Linked DNA regions of Homo sapiens: region 1 is linked to region 2. A link is a loop called in an ENCODE intact Hi-C map of the cell type or tissue named here. Cell type or tissue: GM12878. All regions are shown on one strand. Links, peaks and the distances in the headings refer to the core of each region. The heading gives the core; the rest is flanking DNA.

Region 1 (12,070 bases), core at 5,500-7,999, 470 kb after region 2:
AGCTCTAAAGCCTAAATGTATGCCATACAGTTACCTGCACTGAAACTGACAGTTTAGATATAGGAGATTCTTTTGAGGCATCTTTATTTTTACTTTAAGCATAAGTCTCATAAATTTGGTTTTCAGGTTCTCATAGATTTTAATCTGCAAGTTAGAAAAAGGCTGTCAGGGAAGGTGCAGTCCAGAGAGAAAAGAAACAAAGATGCTTTTTAAAAAGATTGAAAAGACAGTAAAGGAAAGGGACAAGATTCTTAAAGCATCAGATAGCATGTGGGAAGAAACCTGCTTTTAAGTAGTCTGACGTATCAACTCTCTTACACCAAAGTTTAGTTATTCTATTCATAATGATTTCCTAGAGTTGTGTGGGACACTGGGATACTATTTTCATTCTGTTTAAGAGTATAAGAAAGTATGTGCTACATTTTAGAAAGTTTTTCACTAAAAGTGGTTAAAACTTTTAAAGGTTTTCCTCAAAGGGTTACCCCTCAGTTACTTGGATAATTTCCTTATGTAAAATACTTTTTTTCTTGGCCAAGACAGTCAAAATGGGGCTTTGGTATGGGTATGTGTGTATGTATTCTCACCCAGCAAGTGGCTAGCGATAGGCTTTGATGCTTGGCATTGTAAGTACCAGAATAGCAATGAGTGTGTAAGATGGTCTTGGAGATGCTAAGGATTAGAAAGATCATCAAATAAAGATGATGTAGATGTAGAGACCTGCATTTTAACCTAAGTTATAATATTACTTAAGAGAGTAAAATATGACCAAACTACATCTGTCTTACCCATTGCTAGCAATTGTCACATAACCTAGTTCAATCAGGGTCTCTAAAAGGTCCAAATAATAGTCAAGTCACTTTCCTTTTTTCTGATATATTAAAAAAAATGCAAAACCTGGTTTTAAAATTGTGACATCTTTTTATTCTCTAATCTTATGTGAATGTTTCTGTGACCATATGTGTAACGTTATTTAAAGATGATGATTTAAAAGTCTAAATTTGAGGCCTCTCTTAAATGTAAAAGGTCTCTCACAAATGGCTCTTCTCTTCTTCCCCTTACTACAAAGAGTACAAGACTAAGAGTAGTTCACTTGTAATAGGGATGGGAGGGAGAAGAGATAAAAGAGTATCTGGAGCATGAGACACCCTAAACTTCTCTGAGCGCCTACAGTCTGATCCCTTAGACCAGGGGTCCCCAACCCACCTCTAATGGAAGAAAACTGCTCTATTTGAGTCTTTATAAATCTTATGAGGAGCTCTCAATTTCTTTATTTTGAACTACAAAGAACTGCTTGGAGAGTACATATTATCCTGAAGGGACCTCAAACAAATCTAGTTTTGTATACCTACACCAATAGAGAAACAAATTTCATATCAATCAAGAAACTCACAGTGGTATGACCTCACAATGGCAAGTGTTGGAAATTCTAGTAAACAAAGCTTGTAAAGGATTACTTTAAAAAGGAGTAATGTAGGTAAGTAGTTTTAGGAGAATATGGAAACACGCTTATAAGATAAATAGGAAAACAACAAAACCATGTGGCTGGGAATAAAATTTCCAGGAACAGTAGTAAACATGAATTGAAAAAGTTCCGTTACTTCACAGAACTCAGAAGTGAAAAATATTTACTTTAAACCAGTACGGGTTCCTCGCCTGTTAGAAACTGAGCTGCCCAGCAGGAAGTGAGCGGAAGGCCAGGGAGCATTACCGCCTGAGCTCCACCGCCTGTCAAATCAGCAACGCATTAGATTCTCAAAGGAGTGTGAACCCTATTGTGAACTGCACATGCGAGAGATCTAGGTTGCGCACTCCTTACGAAAATCTAATGCCTGATGGTCTGAGGTGGAACAGTTTCATCCCCAAAATATCCCCACCGCCACCCCTGTTTGTGGAAAAACTGCCTTCCACGAAACCTGTCCCTGGTGCCAAAAGCGCTGGGGACCACTGCCTTAGACTGAGCATCTATTTGATCAGTTGGCTCTCATTTTCTCTAAGTCATCCCTTTGCCTTAAACTGAGCATCTATCTGATCAGCTGGCTCTCATTTTCTCTAAGTCATCGCTTCCTTCCTTTGAACCCACCTTTCCCAGTATACCTCTCTTGCTCCATCAACTTTAAACATACTTTCACTTCCTCTGGAGCATCCTATACCCATCTCACTTTGTTATTTCCTTTAGGTTCCAGTTAGACCTCATTTTCCTTAGCAAGCCCCATTTCTCTACCAAAAATTGTTTAGCTTCCCCTTTTATTACTCTCTCATAGCACTTACTGCACTAATTATGATTGTTTACATAGCTACCTCTCTCCCTCAGACTTCTCTGACACTGCTCTGGAATACAAAATAGTAACTTAACTAGGAACTAGGTGGTCAGCAAACACAGCCATAGAATAGCATGGCATTGGCCTGGCTAGCTCTTATAAGAGGAAATAAAACAATAAGTTATCTCTTTTTGGGTTCCAGGAGACAATATATCTTTAACGTTATAGTTGTTTATGTTTCTCCCCTGTGATTAACATTCTCCTTGCATAGAAATTTACTGAGCCATTATTGAAAATGAAATTTCATGTGTCTTTGCTATATTATTGTTATCAGAACAATCTGTCATTTATTCGTGACATTCTAAATGTTTGACCTTGGATTAGAGCCCTTTGCAAATTTATCTTACATAACTGAGTCATCAAAACAGAATACATTATAATTTAATTATTACTAAATAATGTTAAGTTAATCAAAGTGGTATTTAATACAATTGTATTGGAAATAAGTAATGGGCTCTAAAATAATGAAATATAGACCAAGTATTTTGAAGAATTTGTATCTTTGGCTAGTTTCTTTTCCCTTTGAAAGTAGAAAAATAGTCTAAAATGGCTTTGCTGAACAGAAAATTGTTGTAATTCGCTGAATGATGCTTCCTGCCGTGCTATACTTTTTTGATGGAGGTTTCAGATTTTTTAAAAAATCACTTTGTTTTTACATTTGTTTTATCCATTTTTGAGTATTAGAGGTAATATTTTTCTACACATTACTTTGAGACACAAGAACTGGAATCATAAGGTTAAATTCAGATGAATTGTTGGCAAGACTACTAAATTCAAATGAAAAATTAGATTTTCTGCTTTATATGCAGTATATTAAATTTTCACTCCAAAGACCATAAAACAAGAAACTCAAGAAAATGCAGAGATTACTAAATTTACAGACTGGTACAAAAGCTACAGACATACATCTTTCACCCAAGGTAAAAGATGAGAAAAATATGCAAAGTTAGATAACGTGACCAGGGTGTGTGATTTCTGTTTTGCTTTTGCTAATGGGATGTATTTTCTTTCATTGGTAAATTAGGGCATTTGCTGTAGTAGAAATTACTGGAGAACTTGACTCCAGAAGAGATGGTTCCAGTAAAGAAACTTTTAGAAACAGACTGGTGTCATTACAGCAACAGCTACAATGATCTGGAAAATACATCACAAGACCTGCGGTCAAAGCATAATCTGACAGCAGCCCAGCACCTACTCAAAATGCATTTCATCTTTCTCATGTTTTAGAAACAGTCCAGTGGACATTTTTACAGACGAAGTTATGAGACAAAGTTTACAGACAAGTTATGTGACAAAATTTGAAAAAGGTTTTCCAAATTCTGTCTCATAACTCGCAAAATCAGAAAGCAAATGACTACATTATTTTTAGCTCCACAAAGATGCATCTTTATAGAGTTATGGTTTACTGTCATGCCTCCTGTTCTTAGGATCAATGCAAGAATTTTCAGTTTGTACAGCATTTCTGAGACTTTCGGGCAACCGTAGCTGTAGATAGTCAAGGTATTTTATTCCATGATGTAAATAATATCTCCATTTGAGTTTAATTCCAGGAAAAATTTGCCTGTACATTTATACAGATGATTTGGTACATATATATGAACTTGAGGAAACAAGGCTATGTAACCCTACATATTTATCTTTCTGCCATAGCTGCCAAAAATGTAAAATCAAAGTCAGTTCCTGAGAGTTATAAAATCTGCTATATCATCAGCTAGCTCCTCTTCTTAGTTTAAGATGGTCTAGATTTTTTTTAAATCCCAAATCTTTGTTTTAATCTACCAGACTCATCATATAGTTATCTAATTTGTGCCCTGCATTAGGGGGTACTTGGGAAATAAATGTAGACTGCAATCCATTTGCCTACCCAGAGGGGAGACCAGTTTTAATTTTCAAAAAGACAACATAAGGCTAGAAGTATTGCCAAGACCATAAACCCATTAGAATTAGGCTGTATAGAAATCATTAATAAATATAAATGTCAGGTTTAGGACTCGTGTAGCCCTCTGGAAAAGTATTGAATTATGATTGCTGTCAGGAAAAAGAAAGGTCAACATATGTCTCTGATTTATAGGTGTGGGTATACAATATATAAAACAAATATAATCAGATACGTACTGAATTGCAAGTATTTATAGAATAACTTCACGGTGAAATTATGTGTATATACATGCCTTTATTATACTTATGGCTACATTTTCAGTTTTGCTATCATGTTCAGGAAAGCAAAGCCCTTTCAGGGGACTTTTCAAACTGTGTCAAGGAAGGAAATGTGGAACCTGTAGTTTTATGCACTACCTATCTTATTACCACCATCGTAATAAAACTTTCATTGTAAAAGAAGCCGTTAAGAACAAGCCATTTTGGAGATATTTTATTGAGCTTTAAAAATATTCATGTTGTCTTTTAAAAATAGATTAACAGTGGATTAACAAAACATAGATTAGAACTAGAGAGTATCAAAAAAGAGTATGGAAGAAGATACCATAGCTATATACATGGTATATGTGTATAGCTAAACTCAAGTGATTTAGTCTTTAGAATTAGGAAAATCTATTCATTAGCCACAGAGTCAAAATGAAGATGAACATGAAGCCCTTTTTATGATCTCATGAAGCAGAGAAAATTTCATTATACCATGGTGGTGCTATTTCTCAAGCAAACTATTAAACCAGGATTTTATGGTAAAAAAAAAAAAATCAATTTGGACACTCATTTGAGTTTTTATTAAAAAGCAGCATTATGTTATGATCAATCACATTATCCATCAATATAGTTACATCTTCTGGTTGTACATATACATACAGAGATATTTCAAGTGATAGGATTTGATATGATTGTTTTTCTTTGTGCTTTTCTATGATTGCTTGATTTTTTATTTTAAAAATGCCTTATTTTACAACAGCAACAAAATTCATTCTAAAACTAGGGAAAAAAAGGTTTGACTTAACGGTTGTATTTTCAGTAATAAAGTGTGCTAACAATTCCAGTATATCATATTTGACTGAAAGATCTTGGGTGGGACAGTGGGAAGAGTGAGCACCAGAATCACTTCTTAATACTAACTCTATCATTTATTCACTGCATAACACAGTAGTTATCAACATTTATGTATTGCTTTCTATTTGCCAGGATCTATTCTAAATTTTACTAATTTAATCCTCACTATGAGGCAAGTGATATCATTATCCCCAGTTTACAGATAAGGAAAATGAGGCCCAGTGATGTATAGCTAGTAATAAGTGGCAGACTCTGAATTTGAACCCAGGCTCTAGAGTCCTTGTATTTAACCATTAGCAGTATACCGTCTCTCATATTGGGAAAGTCACTTCAGTTATCAGAGCCTCTGCTTTCTCATCTCAAAAATAAAGTGACTGGCTCCAGAATGTTTTATTATAGACAGTTTGCCTGGAAACACAGAAAGAATCAAGTGGCAGGGAGCAGTGAATTACCATATTCTCAGCGATCTTTCTCAAGTCATTGTCTTATATTTGTTTAAGGATCTCTAGGTTTGCAGAAACTAGCAAGAGTATAGTTAATATGCATACTTACGCAAAAAAAAAACCCATGCTGCTCGAAGAACGGGTCCACCCTGCATAGGAGTTTAGTTCTGATAAGTCTCATAATTGGAACCAGAAAACAAGTGTAACAGATGTTTTGACATTATACTTCTTCACAGCAGGTGTCATGGATAGCTATAACAGTTACAAACCTTTACCAGAAGTATGAAAACTGAAGGAACAGGGAAGAAACCTTCAGAGACTGTGCTATGTTTATCTTCCTTGATGAAGTGTATCACCAGTTTTGAGAACATTAAATGGAAGCTGATTTTTACCACGTAAAAGGTGAAAGCCTTGATGAAATGATTTCTGTGTTCCAATTTATTAGGAAAGATAAGATAAATAATTCAGAACTGAAAGTAGGAAAGAAACTTTTTTATAGAGAGTAAAAAAGAAACCAAATCCATGCCTGTAAGATGAACATGGAAGAATGAGTGGGTTAAAGAATACAGGAAGAAAAAACTCACATCTTATAGCCCTTAACTATTAACATTTAGATAAAGATGGAAGGAAAGAGGAATCTCGTTTAAGACATAGTTTACTTATACCTTAGCCACTTTCAAAATGTTCAGAGAAAGGAAAAGTACTATTCGACATCTATATCACTTTTCCTGTTGTGGCTGTAACAAATTACCACAAATTTTATTCAACCTACCACATTATCTTAAGACCCTAAAATGAAAAAATGACTCATTTGGAATAGGGACCTTCAAAACTGAAATTTTGAAATAATAGTGAAAGATCCAATATTAGCTAAGAAAAGTTAGACATACGCTATAATAACAAATAAATACTACATCTCAGTGGCTTCGTGTATAAAACAGTATTTCTTGCTCTTGGAATATCTTTTATGAGTCCTATAACTACAGAGCATCTCCATCTCAAGCAGGAACTCTGAGAAACCAGTGTGGGTTAATCTTATAACTCTATCATCTCGATATGTACCCTACATTTGCCATGGCAAGAGGAGCCCTAAATAGTTACATGGAAGCTTTTTACTCCCTAGTTCAAAAGTAACATGTCACACATTCATATTCTCTTGTCATATGGCCCACCTAGCCCTAAGGAAGCTAGGAAGTGTATTCCATGTGCTCGGGAATGAAGAACCAGATATTGATGTCTCTTAAGTAACTGATATGTTACTGCCTAGGATCCTATCTGGCAAGAAACTTTCTGTGAGACTAGCATAAGCAGGTTTCAAAATTTTTAATGAGCTGAGGTCATTGAAAAATATGAAGAGTAGTCAAGTTAAAAAAGTAAGATGAACATTTTGGGGGTTAGTGTTCAAACTAGGAAGAATAGAGCCGATACTTAGAAAAGATGTGATCATTTTAACAAGAGATAGGGCAAATCAGGAGAGAAGAGAAATTGCATAGAGGTACTTGTAATTCAAGAGTGACTAGGAAAGTTTAATTGCTTGGAGTGGGTTTCCTGGTTAAGATTAATTGTAGCCCAAAGTAAAAGAAAACCTGCAAGTGAGATCACTAAACTGTTGATAGTGATCTCAACACTCATGGAGAATAGAAAGGGAACTACAGCACTAAAGTCTACAAATATTGTCTTGATTTTTCACAAGAGTGAAAATATAGATTCTGAAACCTTTATACCAGAGAGCTTGATGATACTCTCTTACACAATTCTGAAATGGATGATAAAATAGATTGTGAGTCCATAGAAGGGAAAGTGATGGTCAAATGAAGCCAGCATGAACTCAAAAACATTTCTTTCTCTTCATTTCCTGAGAGAGCCTATACACTGGTAGATAAGGGAAACAGTGTGGTTATATCAGGGTTTCACTAAGGTTTTTGAGAAAGTTTCTCATGATATCTCTTGAGGACCAGATGAGGAAAGGGGTTCTAATTGATAATACAGTTAAGTGGATTTGTAACAAGTGGCAAATAAGAGAAAGTTTTTTTAAAAAAGTAAGAATAGAAAAATGAACTACAGCCAAATCATGAAAATCCTTATAAGCGATATTAAGGGATTTAGACTTTTTAAAATTATAATCTGTATTTACTAAGGCTAAGAAATGATAAGATTTGTGTTATAGAAATAACACTTTTCTGCAGTGTAGACAACGCTTAAAGCAAGCTAATACCAGAGACAAGCCAGGAGGTAAGAGGTGATGGTAGACGGAATTGAGAGAGTTGCAGTATAATTAGACAGTAGTTGATAGATTTGAAAGGCCTTAAGTTCATAAGGTGGACAGGGTTTTTCATTAATAGAATGTCAGAGTGGAAATACAGTGAAACACCAAACACTACACTCAGGAAGAAGACTTGAGCAAATTAGTGAATAGTGGTACCATTGGCTGATAAAGAAAGCAGATTTAGATTATGATAAATTTTAGGTAGCTGTAGGATAGCAAACTAGAGCTATCTGGAGGCACCTAGTTAAGCCCTGGAACAAAGGAGGAATTTAGGGCAGAGATCTAGGTCTAGATCTCTAGGAGTCATGAGCATATAGATGACAGTAAGAGCCATAGAAGTATATGAGATGATCTAGAAAGACCCTATAGACTGAAAAGAAAAGAGCACCTGGGACCAAACCTGGGGGAACATCAATGTTTAAGGAATTTATGGGCAGAAGAGACCAAGAGGGGGTAGTCAAAGGTGGTCTAGTGATTAGAAACTAAAGGAATAGTTTCAAAGAAGCAGTGGTCAGTAATGTAAAGTGCTACTGAAAAATCAAGAAAAAGAAGGCCCTGAGTATGCATAGCATGTAACCACAACGAAGCTAGAGCAGTTTCAATAAAGTAATGGGGGCAAAATCATATTAATATTATGGAGGGCCAAGAAAGGAGGTGAAGTAATAGAAACAGAGAATGGGGTGATATCTGGAAGGGGCTCAAAGGTAAGATTTTTTAATGCTCAGATGCTAATGGAGTCCATGGAGAAGAGGAGGTAGACCACACTTGGTAAGTAAATTATGCTAAACTGAGACCCAGCCAGTTATTTCTCCTAGGCCATAAATCACAGGAATATCATAGTGTTTTTTGAAAACTGCCAAGCTATGTGGATTTCATGCTTGTTACATCATGATGAAGCTTGGTATAGCCCCTTACTCTCTCCAAAAGTCAATCAGAACTGTAGACTTACTATTTCTCAATCAATCAAAAATATATACACAATTAAATTGAATCTGATCTTTATTACCTTCTGAGAGACACTTGTGTTTTTAAATCTGCTGGCAGTTCAGTGTTACACAGATTTTCTTAGTGACGGTTTCTATGAAAACACTTTAAAATGCAATTTACTGCTGTGATCAGTAATGGGGGAGGCTGTAAAATTTCCACTGTTCTAAATTCTACTCCCTTTGCTCTGTCATGCCTGGACTGTCATTTTTGTAAACCATTGTCTTCTTGTTGGAATTTTCTGCTGGAGTGTACATTGCTGTTGCTAGTGTTTTATTCGATCACTGGCGATGAGTTCTGTTTTTTTTTTCTGATATCGAGCATTTCAAACTGTTCCCTAATGAGTCTGCCTCTGTGCTCCAGTGCTGTTAACTTCAATAGATTTCCTATTGTGAGGATATGCTTCCAAAAAATAATTGACTTATTTTCCTTAGTGACTTTCCATTTTTATGGAATTTTCATTATTTCTAAAATTGTGGATTTTAGTTTACCTACCCAGAACTTCTCTGATACAAATTTAGTTTCAAAGTTTAAGTGGCATTTGAATACTGGGGACTTGAGAACTTTGATGCATTTATTCAGCAAACATGTATTGAGAACTACTGTATAGCAGCATCTACCTCGGTTTTGAGGTTCCAACTCACATAAGAAGTTCTGCACGAAGCTGACATTTGAGACAGAGTCAGACAAAGCTATGATTACTATTCAGTGAGATACGTGACGAATATTGCTATGGTATCATAGAAAAGCCTTTCTGAAAGTAACAATGCTGGAGTTAGGTTTTGAAGAATGCATAGGATTTAGCTAGATGAAGAAGGGAGAGAGCTAAGTTAAAAGAAAAAAGAAAAAAAAACAGGCGTGTATCTATTTTTTAAATAGGCTGGGCACGGTGGCTCATGCCTGTAACCCCTCAGCACTTTGGGAGCCTGAGGTGGGAAAATTGCTTGAGCCCAGGACTTAGAGACCAGCCTGGGCAACATGATGAAACCCCGTCTCTACAAAAAAAATACCAAAAAATTAGCCGGGCTTGGTGGCACATGCCTGTAGGTCCCATATACTGGGGGTCAGAAGTCGGGGTCGGGGCAGTTGAGGTAGATGAATCACCTGAACCCGGAAGTCAAAGCTGCAGTGAGCTCTAATCAGAACACTTCACTCCAGCCTGGGTGACAGAGTGAGACACTGTCTCAAAAAATAATAAAAATAAAAATTAGTCTATATTTTATATAAAGAAGCTGGGAGTCTGTGAAATGAGTTAGAAAAAAATGATGGCAGGGAGAATGCTTCACTTAAGAATACCAATCTTCTCCTAGAATTATAGCCTCCATTTTGTCATTCAATCTACCATTTACTTTTGCTTTGATATTCTTTTAAATCTCAGCTCTGTTCATCATACCTCTCTTGAGAAATCTTTAGTGGCTCAACATTGCCTTCGGATGATAGCTAGCATTCGAGACTCTCCAGAATCTAGCTTGAGTGTCTTCATTAATTTAGGGCCTACTGATCCTCTCAAAAATTGAAGTACTCGTTGTTCCCTGAACTCACTTCTCACTTTCTTATCTCCACCTCTGCTCAGGTTATACCTTCTACTTAGAATGCTCTTCCTTTCTGTCTGCCTTTTCTGCCATATCTTAGAATCATACCTATTCTTAGAACCTAAAATATCTGAAATAATTATTAGTATGTTCATGAATACCAATAATGAAAGTCATTTAAAATAATTATTAAAATAATTTTAAATTCAGTCATTAAAAAGAATTTTATGGGATTATTATGAAAAGATATATTGCTAGATAAAACAAAAGGGATATAATATAGTATGTTTAATCACATTTTTTAAAAATAAACTGCTGAGCAAACTTTAGGCATATTCAACCTGGTATTAACAGTCATTATCTCTGGCCAGTTGGGTAAAAGCTACTCTTCTCCCTACCCCTGTTTTGGCTTTTCTATATTTTATCAGTAAACTTCTTGTGCTTTTACAGTAAGAAAACAAAATAATAGATGTTATTTTCAACTTTTAAAATAGTTCTAAAAACCCTACTCTTCTTTCAAGCGGCTCAACTTAGTCTTTCCTTCACAGATTTTCCTGCCATTCACCAATCAGAAATAATCTTTACCTTTTCTATCACATATTTTTGTGTTTATAGCAGCATCTCTCATTCTATGATTATATTTTAATTACATGCTAGAACTCCCACAGTAACCAGTTGGTACCATGAACAGGGATCACTCTGTTGAATGAATGAATTCATGCTGATGGCAATTTGAAGTAGTTATTTTCTTTAAAGGGCTTAAAACCTTATTAGAGAGACAATACATGTCAAGAAAAATATAAAATAGATGTTAATTTATAAGACAATAATTGTCAAGTAGTATATAAATGTGGGGTGTATAGTACGGTCAGTACTAAAGGACTTCTTTAAACACTGTCAGTAGAATCCTCTTTCATAAAATGAGATTCAGGGATTATGGCTGAGATAGGTGCCAAAAGGAAGTAGTTTTACTTGGAAAAATACTTCAGGAACATTTGAAGGTCAAAATTATGAATGCAGAGGCACAGACTAGAGTCTGCGAATAGTCGCAGCCCACCCTCCCCAGGCCTCTCATAGAGGCTCTGCACAAAAATAGTCTGTGGCAGCAGTAATCTACTAAGCAGATGATCTGCACTGATAAAAAACCATTGACTAGTTTTGATTTACCTACCTTTTCTGTTTTCTTAGTGATGGTTATTAAAGTGACAAAGAGAAAGACTACATTTGGTGGGGGTGGGGATCCCAACTTAAACCTTGTAAGAGCATCTGCTGGGAGGAAAGAAATGAACCAGAGATATCTTTTTGTCTCAAATCAAGTAAATATTTAGTGAAAGATTGGAATGTCATTCATGCTTACTACATTCAGATGTAGTATAAGAAAAACAAGGCATCCCGAATAGATTTCTTCCCCTAAAATTAAAAATTAGCCTATGGAACTATACAGGTAACTCTTAGGATTCAGTCAGATTCCAGACTTAGTGATACTGACTGGCACATCTGCAGACTTCATGGGAAGAAACAGTGATGAAT
Region 2 (12,070 bases), core at 6,131-8,630:
AGGCAGGTGGTTTAGAACTTCATCACAGGTGCTCCAGGATCCCTCTCCCAGATCGCATGGATGCCTATATGTGCAGCCTCTTAGGACCAGCTGTGCCTTCTACAAAACACAAAACACAAGACATGAACATGTCTCCATGTTATTTGCCACTTTATAACAAGGATTGCCTTTCCTCCGTTGTTCAATAGCATGTTCCTTTTTTCCACCTGAGACTTCATCAGAATGGGCTTTACTGTCCATATTTCTAACAACATTCTGTTCATGACCACTTAGATCAATCTTCTCTGAGAAGATTGAGGCCTTCCCTGCAGCTTTCCTCTCTTTCTGAGCCATCATCAGAATTGCCTTTAAATATCTGCTCATTGAAATGTAGGCTTTGTCTAGCACACATCTCAAAACTCTTCCAGCCTCTACCCAGTATCCAATTCCAAAGCCACTTCCACATTTTTAGGTATTTATTACAACACACTCACTTCTCAGTGCCAGTTTTCTCCCTCAGTCTGTTTGGGCTTCTATAACAAAATACCATAGGCTGGGTGGCTTCTCAACAACAGAAAGTTATTTCTCACAGTTCTGACGGCTGGGAGTCCAAGATCAAGCCTCCAGCAAATTTGGTGTCTGGCAAGCCCACTTTTTGGCACATAGATGGCTCTCGTTTCAGTGTGTCCCCACATGGCAGAGAGGCAAGGGAATTCTCCAGAGTCTCTTTTATAAGAGCATGAAGCCTATAGGATTTCAACATAGGCACTTAGGGCAGACAAACATTCATTCTATAGCAACAGTAACAGGCAACTTTTGCTCCAGGATGCTCTATCAGCACATGTGAGATTTTCTTAAAGCTGAACTGTGGCCTGTGGCCCTTCCCATCCAACCCTTCCTTCCTTCTCTCTCTTCACAGGTACCCCACCTGCACTGTGATCTAAGGGCTCTCCTTGCCTACTCCAGTTCCTTTATTCTTCACAGGCATTTCCCTCTATAAATCTCTTACACATCTAATTCTGCTTTGGGAACTGTTTCTCAAAGGATCAGAACTGACACCCCACTATATTTTATGTTCCATGAAGACAGAAATTATGTCTGCTTTGTTCACCACTGTATCCTCAGTGCCTAGTTCCATTCCTAGAAATTGAATTCATCAATGCACTCATTGTTAATCATAGCAGCACCAATAACATAGTTGGAATGAAACCCATACGGGATGGAAATGAAGATTGTCCAGGACACTCAAGAATGCTGACAGTGAAAGAGGAAAAAGATTGAGAGTTGAAGATGGCTAGAGAAGAAAGCAGGGTTGATGGGAACTCTTTTTGGATTGGCTGAGCTTGGCTACATTTATAAGCTGAGGAGAAATCAATGAAGAAGAAAAGATCAAACACTGATTAGAGAACAGATAAAATCAAAGAAATGAAGAACAGAGCTAGGATGGGAGCCAGGGAGGAGGTGAGAAGTTGAACACCTGCCTTTAGGTTTCCATTTTTCTTTTCTTTTTTTTTTTTCTTTTTTTTTTTGAGACAGAGTCTCGCTCTGTCACCCAGGCTGGAGTGCAGTGATGCGATCTCGGCTCACTGCAACCTCCGTCTCCTGGGTTCAAGCAATTCTCTGCCTCAGCCTCACGAGTAGCTGGGATTACAGGCGCCTACCACCACGCCCAGCTAATTTTTGTATTTTTAGTAGAGAGGGGGTGGCCAGGCTGGTCTCGAACTCCTGACCTCGTGATCCACCCGCCTTGGCCTCCCAAAGTGCTGGGATTACAGTCGTGAGCTACCGCGCCCGGCCAGGTCTCCATTTTCCTAGTGTCACAAGAGGCAAGATCTGCTGAGAAAGAGATGGAGAGTGAGGATAGAAGAAATCTAGAGGGGTGTGAGTGAAATTGCCCCTGATGGTGAGTGAACTCAGTAGCATGCTGAGCCATCTGTAAGGCTGAGGTGGGGCTCCTCTGATGCTGGAACCACACATCTGCAATTCCAGACATGGAGTTTTCTCTAACATCCCTTAGGGGCCCCTTGGCAGAACTGGACAAGTACTGAGGTGCAGGGTAGGGGAATGGCAGGCTCTGAGGGGGATCTGGGATGGAAAGATAGCGAATGAGAAGAGGGTGCTGTTAACTTATTCTACACAGAGATTAATCAAGGTCAGGACTGGAGAAAAAGACCCATCTATCCCAGTTAAAGAAATAATAAACTGACCACTTACTCCTGCATCCTGTCTAATTCTCCCACATGAAAGTATTTTTCTGCCCACTTTGCAGATGAGGTGATGGAGGCTCAGAGAGGTTTAAGGAACATGCTCAAGTTCCCTTAACTTAGCTTTTTTTTCAACTACAAAAGAAACTTATTTTCACTTTTTAAGATAAATGATCTTTGCATGTGAAGAAATTATTTATGATTATATATGTATTCATATATTTACTTCCACAGATATATGATGAAAGTTTAACATAAGGAGCCATAACTAACTTCAGAATAAAAAGATCTCTTTATTTTAATGGGATGTTATACTTCGCTGTGTCTGATATAGATAATTATATGCCTTGCTGGGATTTAGCTTTCATTTTAGTATTGGATATATTTGTGGAGAAATATGAAATATTATGTTGCCCCACATACATACCTATTTAATTTGGTGGGATGATTTTGGAGAGAGGTCTGAAAATTTTAGTCACCTCATTTTTTGTATATTGGGAAACTCTTCCAAGGTTTGGAATGGGGGTGGGTGTGCTGCAGGATGGCTTAAATCACATCTAAATATTATTTTATACTTTCTTTTGAGAATGAATACTTATTTAAGATTTTATACTTATTCTTAGGAATATGCAAGATTAAAGGCTATGACTTATATTGTCCTAATCTTAAATCATTAAATAAATTAATAGTAACTGCATTGACTTTTTAGGAACTAATAAGAAAGTATTTGACTTGAATTCCATTTCTTCCCTTTTAACAAACTTCAGGGCTATGTTTTATATATAAGTAAAAGATGGTTTTTATTAAGCAGATAGAGACAGCTTTGTAGGGTATGCCCATCTTTACAATGTGTGTGATGAGGACACTATATTTTTATGGTTGGCAATATGTGGATTTCAAATTTCTTAATCTGCACTTATTAAATGGATTTATGGTTCTGACTGTTGTTCTCCTCACATGTTAACTGTAACATATCAGAGATATTAGCTAGGTCAAAGAGATTTTTCTTACAAGGAACAGAGAAAATTGCCCTATGTCCAAAATGGACTCTGACAAGAATTTTAAGAAGTTTTGCAAATGAGATTGCTCCTGGAAACTTCTTCACTCATGATGAAGCCCCTCATTCATTACCTGATAAAGATAATTTGAGTCAAGTAAAGGGTGAAGTTCAAAATGAAAGCAATAAAGGATTATTTTCAAATCTGATGATAATATGTCCCCATAAGCATTCTAGTGAATGTAGATTTATGGACATATGTGACTTTGCAACATGTTTTAAAATTATAGTGGATTCCCTGCAGTGCCATCTTTGACAGCTGGTCCCATGCAAATGTGAGGCTGGACTATTAACCACACAACATCACAGATGAATATGAGAAGCATGTTTCAGGCTGTCATTCATTTTTATTTTTTAAGACATTAACTACAAGAAATGTGAAAAGATTCATTATATGCAGAAGAAGAAATGGAACTGCTTTCATGATTTTTTTCCTATTGAGGCTGAAAGAAGTAGTTCACTGAATTGTGTGTAAAGAATAAGCACTTATTTGAGGAGGAATTTTGTTAAAATAATATTTTTAAAATCCAAAATGAATAAAATCTGCCAAAATTTTGTGAATTGTTAAAACAAAAAAAAAACCAGTTCACTAGAAGTGTCAGAAAGAATCTGTTCTGCAAGTTGATTCTGAATCAGTGTTAATGTGGTAAGATCCTCACTTATTATAAGTAAAATCCAATATACGGTGGGTTTATGATTCCATTTCTTTGGTAAGTGGGTAGGTCAGAGCTTAGGATACATCTTGCTAAAGAAAAAGCACTGCTACAGAATTGATGTGGGCGAGACCCATATCACAGTAAGAGTTTTAGATGCCTAATACTGCAAGGCTGTCCATTTTATAAGTGAGAATGGAGGCTCACAGGGAATCCATATGGAACTACCGTCAGCACCAACAGAATCAGTCTGTACTCTGTGTCCTGTGAGGGAAACCATGGGATTCCAAGAGGAAAGACGTGAAGCACAGAGACATTTCTCCAACTCTTGGCCACAGAGCAGAAAGCCCAGTGAACTGCTGAATTAAAGAATGCCATTTGCATATGCACAGCTCTCTTTTTCAAACCTCAGTGCCTCTAACACCTCCCAGTCTTCCTCCCAGAAAACTGGAGCTGTTTCTTGCCCCCGGCTGGGACCTGGTTTCCCCCATGGTCTGGCCAGGACTGAAATAGTATCACTTGCCCATAGGTGCCGGTACACAGAACTGCAGAGAGTGATCAGAAACAGAACCCAACCTGCCTTTAGTCTAAAGGGGCATGGCAGAGAGTGATGATCAGGATTTGGGACAGTGGGACCAAAAGTGAGAGCAGGAGAGCTTTACAGAGGATTTCCAAGCAAGGGAGATAGTTCTCAGCAGCCTGGTGGTCATGGGTGGACATAGAGGAGAAAAAGAATCTAACTGAAAAACAAGTAATTTCTTCTCCTCCTCCTCCTCCTCTCCCTCTTCCTCCTTCACTTCCTCATCCTCCTCTTCCTCCTTCACTTCCTCCTCCTCCTCCTCCTCCTTCTTTCTTATATGCTCTTGTGGTGGTTTTAAAACACGTCCACAAATTCTTTCACACTTCTCCCACCAAGAGGTAAAGTCCATGGCCCCTCCTCTTGAAACTGAGTGGATCTTCGTGACTGCCTCAATGAATAGAGTACACTGGAAGTGACACTGAGTCCCTTATTGGCTAGGCTAGAAAAGACCAGGCAGCCTTGGCTGGTGCCCCTGGGATACTCACTCTACTCACTCTGGGAGCCTTTGGCCACTCAGTAAGAAGTCCAGCTGCCCTGAGGTTTCCTTGAGACCATGTTGGGGGGCAACATAGAGGGAGAGATACCCAAGGAACTCAACTGTTCCAGCCCTAGCTGCTGGAGTCTCCCCAGTACAACTACCAGCTATAAATGGTGGAAGGGCCTTCAAGATGACCCCAGGCCCAGCTACCTTTCATGGCATAGCAATAGATAACTTGAACAGAACAGCTCTCCGTAATAGGGGCTTTCATCTTTCTTTTCTCAAAAGGGCAGGTATCCTGGAGGTCTGAAGCTGTCTTTGCTCAGAAGGTTAAGTCTTTGTTTTCGAAAGTTTCTGTCCCTCTCTCTGTGTCTCTATCTTTCTGTGTCTCTGTCTCTCTGTCTCTCTCTCTCTCTCCCTCCCTCTCTCTAACCGCAGGATTGTGTGGATAGGGAGGGCTCTGTTGATTGAAAGAGAGGAGAGAACCCAGTTCTAAGTATGGACGCTTTCCAGAGCCTAGAAGAAGTAAAGGGGTGGTAGGTTCTTGTAGTTGACACTTGTGCCCTCCCCTACACAGAAACTCAGAAGGATGTCTGATGGGACTGGTGCAAGAATGCCTGTTTGCTGAGCACAGAATGCCTCAGTCTTTAGAGCCTCCTCAGAGGACCCAGTGGCTGACTTCGGTGCAGAGGGGCAGGTGCCACAATCAGCAGAGTGCCATGTAATAAGTACAAATAATGAGGATCTCAGTGCAACTATGATGAGCTCATACCAGGCTCTCCTCCCCAAGGTTTTTGGATAGCACAAGCTGCTTGGGACCCTTACATAACACTAGAGAAGAGGAAGAACTCCTAAACATGACTGATACTGAATTTTCCATTGTAATTTTTAATTAAGAAAAATACCCTTTATTGTCCCAAAGATTTATTAAATCAATCTCACCTGATAATATACATACATTTGTGAATGGTGAGATTACCTTAACCATCCCAAAGGTGTTTACTATCTTCATATGAGGTTTTGGTATTAATAAATCAAATGATTTCTTATTGATGAAAATTTTAGGCAATGTAAAAAATAGAAATTTTTAGAGTAATTAAGTCATGAGAAGGTGCTTTTGGGGCTTTGGGGGAATCCATTAAGCTGCCCTTGCTCTTGAGAGCATCCCCATTTCTTCACTTCTGAAATGACAAGATCTTTCAAAGCCCCAACATGGCTTGAGTGTTTGAAAGCTCTAGGATGATTTTTATTTGTTCTCTCTGATAGAAATGTCAAATGCAGGAGTTTGTGTGACACAAAATGTTTAGGCACACATAGCTGTTGCCATGAACAAAATCTTCTGTATACAAAGGAAGTATTCTGAACTGTTTCCATTTTAGTTTCCAGTAGCCTTTAAAATAACCAAATAAGATCAATCATTAGGGCTTAATGACCCAGAAACTAATGCTGGAAACATTTACTCTTTAATGATGTCTCCTCTTCCTTCCTTGGCCTCCCTAACTAACATAAATTCATCATTTGTCTGTGTCTATGAAGTAAGATCAGATTGACTGGGGGTCTCTTCTCAATATTTTTTTTTTACCTTAACCATGTACTGCAGTTGATCAGAGCAATTAACAGTGATCCAATCCAGACAGAAAGTTATTTTAAATAACCTGACAACCAATCTGAATTCCAACTCTATGAAGGAAACTTGGCCAAAATGTGTTTAGTGTGTTCAAACATAGGCACTATTCAAAATCAAAGCAGAAAAAAAATGAAACTCTGTTAAAAGTGGCTCAAGATGAAGGCATTGCAATTCCCATCTTGAGGGCGGCTGATGAGTTCTTTTCAAGGTGAGGTGTGCCCTAGCATGCAGAGAGGACAGAAAGGGATAAAAGGAACAAATAAGCAAACAGAATGTGCTCTCAGAACTCCCAGCTTGATTTCCTCAAAGAAAAAGTAGAAATAGATCAAATCAAAGCATTCTTTAAAGATGCTGAGGTGGCTTTAACTGACTAAAATGTAGCTTTAAAAAAATCAGTATCCTAAATGCCAGGTGATTAATAAAGGTCAAGCAGGCAACTTCCGGACTTTATCAGTATAAGCTTAGTCGTGTGCCTTTATTAGGAAATGATCAATACCTTCCTACTTAGCAATATTTTAGGGAATATTTTCCTATAATAGGTAAGGTTTTTAAAATATGAAGACAAAAGTGTAGTATAGTTACTTTGTTTTTCTGGTAGAGCTAAGGAAGTAAATGAACCTCACAATAGTCAGTTTATGCACCCAAGTGAGATTAATTGCTTTACTTACACCATTACATTATTACACAATTCTTGTTATGTGGGGTTTTAAAAGTCTTCACTGTTTAAGCTGTTTTCATTTTAGTTATTCTGTTATTTACAACTGAAAGAGAAAACTGGAGAGGTCTTTGTGAATCTCTACCATATTTTTTTATGACTTTTGATTTCAAGAACCAAAATTGAGGATAAACCTGAAGCAAACACTGTTGAAATGGCCTTTGCAGTACAGACTTCATAGGCTAGAGGGCACAATTGTTTTAGCTGGTCCAAGGCAATGGAAAGCAAAACCTAGTCAACTGTTTCTTACACAGTGACCTAGCAGTTTTAAAATTTGGACCAAGAACGTGAAATTGCTCCTCGCTAAAAATCCACATCTGCTGGAAGAAACAGTAGAATAAAATGTGCATTTTCTATAGTAGTTTTGGATGTTTTTTGCAGAGGTCCTGGGCTTGTGAGAAAAAATAGAACACTCCAAAAGGTCCTTTGGTTCAGCAAAATTTTCCTATCTTAGATTTATCAAGCTGTCCACTCAGTTTTCAATGTGGCCTTTTCCTTCTAAAAATAACATCCTCAGCCGGGCGTGGTGGCTCATGCTTGCAATCCCAGCACTTTGGAAGGCCAAGGCGGGCAGATCACCTGAGGTCAGATGTTTGAAACCAGCCTGCCCAACATGGTGAAACCCCGTCTCTACTAAAAATACAAAAAAAAAAAAAAAAAAAAAAAAAAAATTAGCCACGCGTGGTGGCAGGTGCCTGTAATCCAAACTACTTGGGAGGCTGAGGCAAGAGAATCACTCGAACCCGGGAGATGGAGGTTGCAGTGAGCCGAGATCACGCCACTGCATTCCAGCCTGGGCTACAAGAGCAAAACTCCGTCTCAAAAACAAATAAAATAAAATAAAAAATAATAACAGCCCCTCCCTCCAATGTTTGTATGTATATATGCATATAACGTACTTGACAAGGAACTTGGTAAATACTTGACTATCATTAGGAAATTACAGGGTTGATTCTAAGTAGTGAGATTATGTCTTCTATGAAAATGGTTTCTTTTTAAAATGTACACATATTAATAATTTTTTTTTCCTAAAGCAGTTAGTTAGTCAATGATATTGTGTGGCCTTAACATTGTCTCTGCCTTTATTTGTTCCCTTCCTGCTTAGGGCTTTCTGGATCTTCTTTGCTGTTTTACCTTTTTTAATATGAAATGCTTCTGGTTTCTCCTCCTCACATATCATGTATGACCCCAAGTCCCAGATTATTTTTCTCTTTACTCATTTCTTCTGCTTCCTTCATGCCAGCACACCCAGGCAGAAGGAGAGCCACAGGAAAAGTGACCTCCACACTCACAAATTCCTGCTTCATTTCATCATGTTTTTTGCCTCACAAACTACAATTCTTATTCCCAAATTCAAATTTTTTCTTGAGTGATAGTTGTCTTTCTCTTCTTTCTGCACACCCAAAGATCTCAAGTAGGATATTTGGGGACTGATGAAGGGGAGAACTCAAGGAAATGATTGGGGCCTCAAAGAAGCTTCTAGGCCAGGTGTGGTGGCTCATGCCTGTAACCCCAATACTCTGAGAGGCTGAAGTGGGAGGATTGCTTGAGCCTAGGAGTTCAGCGCCAGCCTGGGCAAAAGAAGGAGGCCCTATTTCCACACAAAAAAATTTTTAAATAGCCAGGCATGGTGATGGGTACCTGTGGTCCCAGCAACTTGGGAGGCTGAGATGGGAGAATCGCTTGAGCCCAGCAGGTTGAGGCTACAGTGAGCCGTGATCATGATCATACCACTTTACTCCAGCCTGGGCAACAGACTGAGATCCTGTCTCAAAAAAAAAAAAGAAAAGAAAAGAAAAAAGAAGAAGTTTCTAGATAAGGGATAAATGTCTCATTAGATATGATGTTAAATACTTTTTGAAGCCAATCTTTCCACTTCCACCTATGAAATATATTCCAAACCCATCTGTGGTAGGCAGAATGTTGGGCCTCATGACCTTCTCCCTCTGGAGTCACTCCTGTGAATATGTTACTTTACATGGCAGAATGGACTTGACAGGTGTAATTAAGGTTACTAATCAGCTGACCTAAAATGGAAGGTTATATTGGCTTATCCAAGTAGGCCCAATGGAATCACGTGAGCTCTTAAAAGCAGAGATATTTTTCCAGCTAGTAGTAGAAGATAAAGTCAGATATTCCAAGATGAAAAGGATTAAAAGTGCTGCTGTTAACTTGAAGATTAAGGTAACCATGTCAAGGAAATGGCAACCTCAGTCCTATAACCTCAAGAAACTGAATTCTGGCAGGGTGCAGTGGCTCACGCCTGTAATCCCAACACTTTGGGAGGCCGAGGCAGGCAGATCATGAGGTCAGGAGATTGAGATCATCCTAGCTAACACGGTGAAACCCCATCTCTATTAAAAATACAAAAAATTAGCCGGGCATGGCAGCGGGCACCTGTAGTCCCAGTTACTCAGGAGTCTGAGGCGGGAGAATGGCGTGAACGTGGGAGGCGGAGCTTGCAGTGAGCCGAGATCGTGCCACCGCACTCCAGCCTGGGCGACAGAGCAAGACAATGTCTCAAAAAAAAAAAAAAGAAAAAAAAGAAACTGAATTCTGCCAACAAACTGAATGCGCTGGAAAGCAGAATCTCCTCAAGAGCCTCCAGATGAGCCCTGTCCTGCTGATGCCTTGATTTCAGCTCTGCTAAACCCTGAGTAGAAGACCCAGTTGAGCAATTGCTGTGCCCAGACTCTTGACCCACAGAACTGTGTCCATGATAATTATTTACACCACCATTCTTGTTACGTGGGATTTTAAAAGTCTTTCCTGTTTAAGCTATAGTTCTTCTCTTATTTATATTTTAAAAAGAAAATTTATATTGTCTTCTCAAGCTGTGAAAAAAAGGCTTAAAAGTTAAAACTTTCTTTGCATATGTATTATAGAAATGTATTGGTCTTTTGATGAAAGAATGCAGCTGTCTTTGCACTGACTGAATGGATGTCAAGTGCTAGGCTCTGTGCTAGTCAGTTTATAGATCCCACTTCCAGTCCTCATCACAACTTTTATGTCCCAGAGGGAAAACAAATGATCAAATTGAGGGAAAAAAACAGCAACCATATCTGGTGATAAGAAAAATAAGGAACGTTATTTCAAAAAGGAGGCAGGTATATAAGGAAATAGTTTATTTTTGAATCTGACTCCAGTATGTAAAATGTCCAGGGTTTTAGGAGCCACCTACAGAGGGGAAATGTTTCTATCTTTAAGGGTTATGAACCCAGCCTTTCTCTCTGGATGCACTTAACATTTTTTCCTTCATTTCAACCTTGGTGAATCTGACGATTATGTGTCTTGGGGTTGCTCTTCTCGAGGAATATCTTTGTGTTGTTCTCTGTATTTCCTGAATTTGTATGTTGGCCTGCCTTGTTAGGTTGGGGAAGTTCTCCTGGATAATATCCTGAAGTGTGTTTTCCACCTTGGTTCCATTCTCCCCGTCACTTTCAGGTACACCAATCAAAAGTAGATTTGATCTTTTCATATATAGTCCCATATCTCTTGGAGGCTTTGTTCATTTCTTTTCACTCTTTTTTCTCTACTCTTGCCTTCTTGTGTTATTTCATTGAGTTGATCTTCAATCTCTGATATGCTTTCTTCCGCTTGATCGATTTGGCTGTTGATACTTGTGTATGCTTCCCGAAGTTCTTGGCTGTGTTTTTCAGCTCCATCAGATCATTTATGTTCTTCTCTAAACTTGTTATTCTAGTTAGCAATTCCTCTAACTTTTTTTCAACGTTCTTAGCTTCTTTGCATTGGGTTAGAACATGCTTCTTCAGCTCAGAGGAGTTTGTTATTACCCACCTTCTGAAGCTACTACTGTCAATTCGTCAAACTCATTCTCCACCAGTTTTGTTCCCTTGCTGGCGAGGAGTTGTGATCCTTTGGAGGAGAAGAGGCCTTCTGATTTTTGGAGTTTTCAGCCTTTTAGCGCTGGTTTCTCCCTATCTTTGTGGATTTTTCTAGCTTTGGTCTTTGATGTTGGTGACATTCAGATGGGATTTCTGAGTGGACGTCCTTTTTGTCGATGTTGCTACTATTTCTTTCTGTTAGTTAGTTTTCCTTCTAACAGGCTCCTCTTCTGCAGGTCTGCTGGAGTTTGCTGGAGGTCCACTCCAGACCCTGTTTTCCTGGGTATCACCAGCGGAGCTGCAGAACAGCAAAGATTGCTGCCTGTTCCGTCCTCTGGAAGCTTCATCCCAGAGGGGCACCTGCCAGATGCCAGCAAGAGCTCTCCTGTATGAGGTGTCTGTCGGCCCCTACTGGGAGGTGTCTCCCAGTCAGGATACACAGGGGTCAGGGCTCCATTTGAGGAGGCAGCCTGTCCCTTACCAGAGCTTGAACGCTGTGCTGGGAGATCCGCTGCTCTCTTAAGAGCTGTCAGGCAGTAGAGCTTAAGTCCGCTGAAGCTGTGCCCACAGCCGCCCCTTCCCCCAGGTGCTCTGTCCCAGGGAGATGAGGGTTTTATCTGTAAGTCCCTGACTGGGGCTGCTGTCGTTTTTTCAGAGATGCCCTGTCTAGAGAGTCAGTCTGGCTGCAGCGGACTTGCTGAGCTGTGGTGGACTCCGCCCAGTTCAAACTTCCCCGTGGCTTTGTTTACACTGTGAGGGTAAAACCACCTATTCAAGCCTCAGCAATGGTGGACGCCCCTCCCCCCACCAAGCTCCAGCATCCCAGGCCAACCTCAGACTGCGGTGCTAGCAGGGAGAATTTCAAGCCAGTGGATCTTAGCTTGCTGGGTGCCGTGGAGGTGGGACCCACCGGGCCAGGCACGGGAGGGAAT

Evidence for each region. Hi-C counts contacts between places; a loop is a spot of excess contacts. Peaks named below come from ENCODE experiments on the same cell type or tissue, not always from the same donor. Only the 100,000 strongest peaks of a DNase experiment are listed, where the experiment ranks them.
Region 1: a loop joins it to region 2, with 2.0 times the contacts of the local background. A loop is called at or near these places in 1 of 110 quality-filtered maps.

Annotation. Positions count from the first base shown.
Region 1 is chr5:109,148,209-109,160,278 of GRCh38, forward strand. All of the region lies in intron 17 of FER (FER tyrosine kinase), which reads left to right. Among named protein-coding and RNA genes, the nearest start is that of PJA2, 260 kb to the right of the region's middle. RefSeq lists a silencer at 7,527-7,727. In GM12878, for the core only: no CTCF peak of the experiment used is centred there; no DNase peak of the experiment used is centred there.
Region 2 is chr5:108,674,008-108,686,077 of GRCh38, forward strand. No RefSeq gene overlaps it. Among named protein-coding and RNA genes, the nearest start is that of LINC01023, 48 kb to the right of the region's middle. RefSeq lists enhancers at 7,388-7,888, 11,237-11,870, 11,871-12,070. In GM12878, for the core only: a CTCF peak has its summit at 7,484; a DNase peak (open chromatin) is centred at 7,484; H3K4me3 peaks cover 246 bases; H3K27ac peaks cover 481 bases.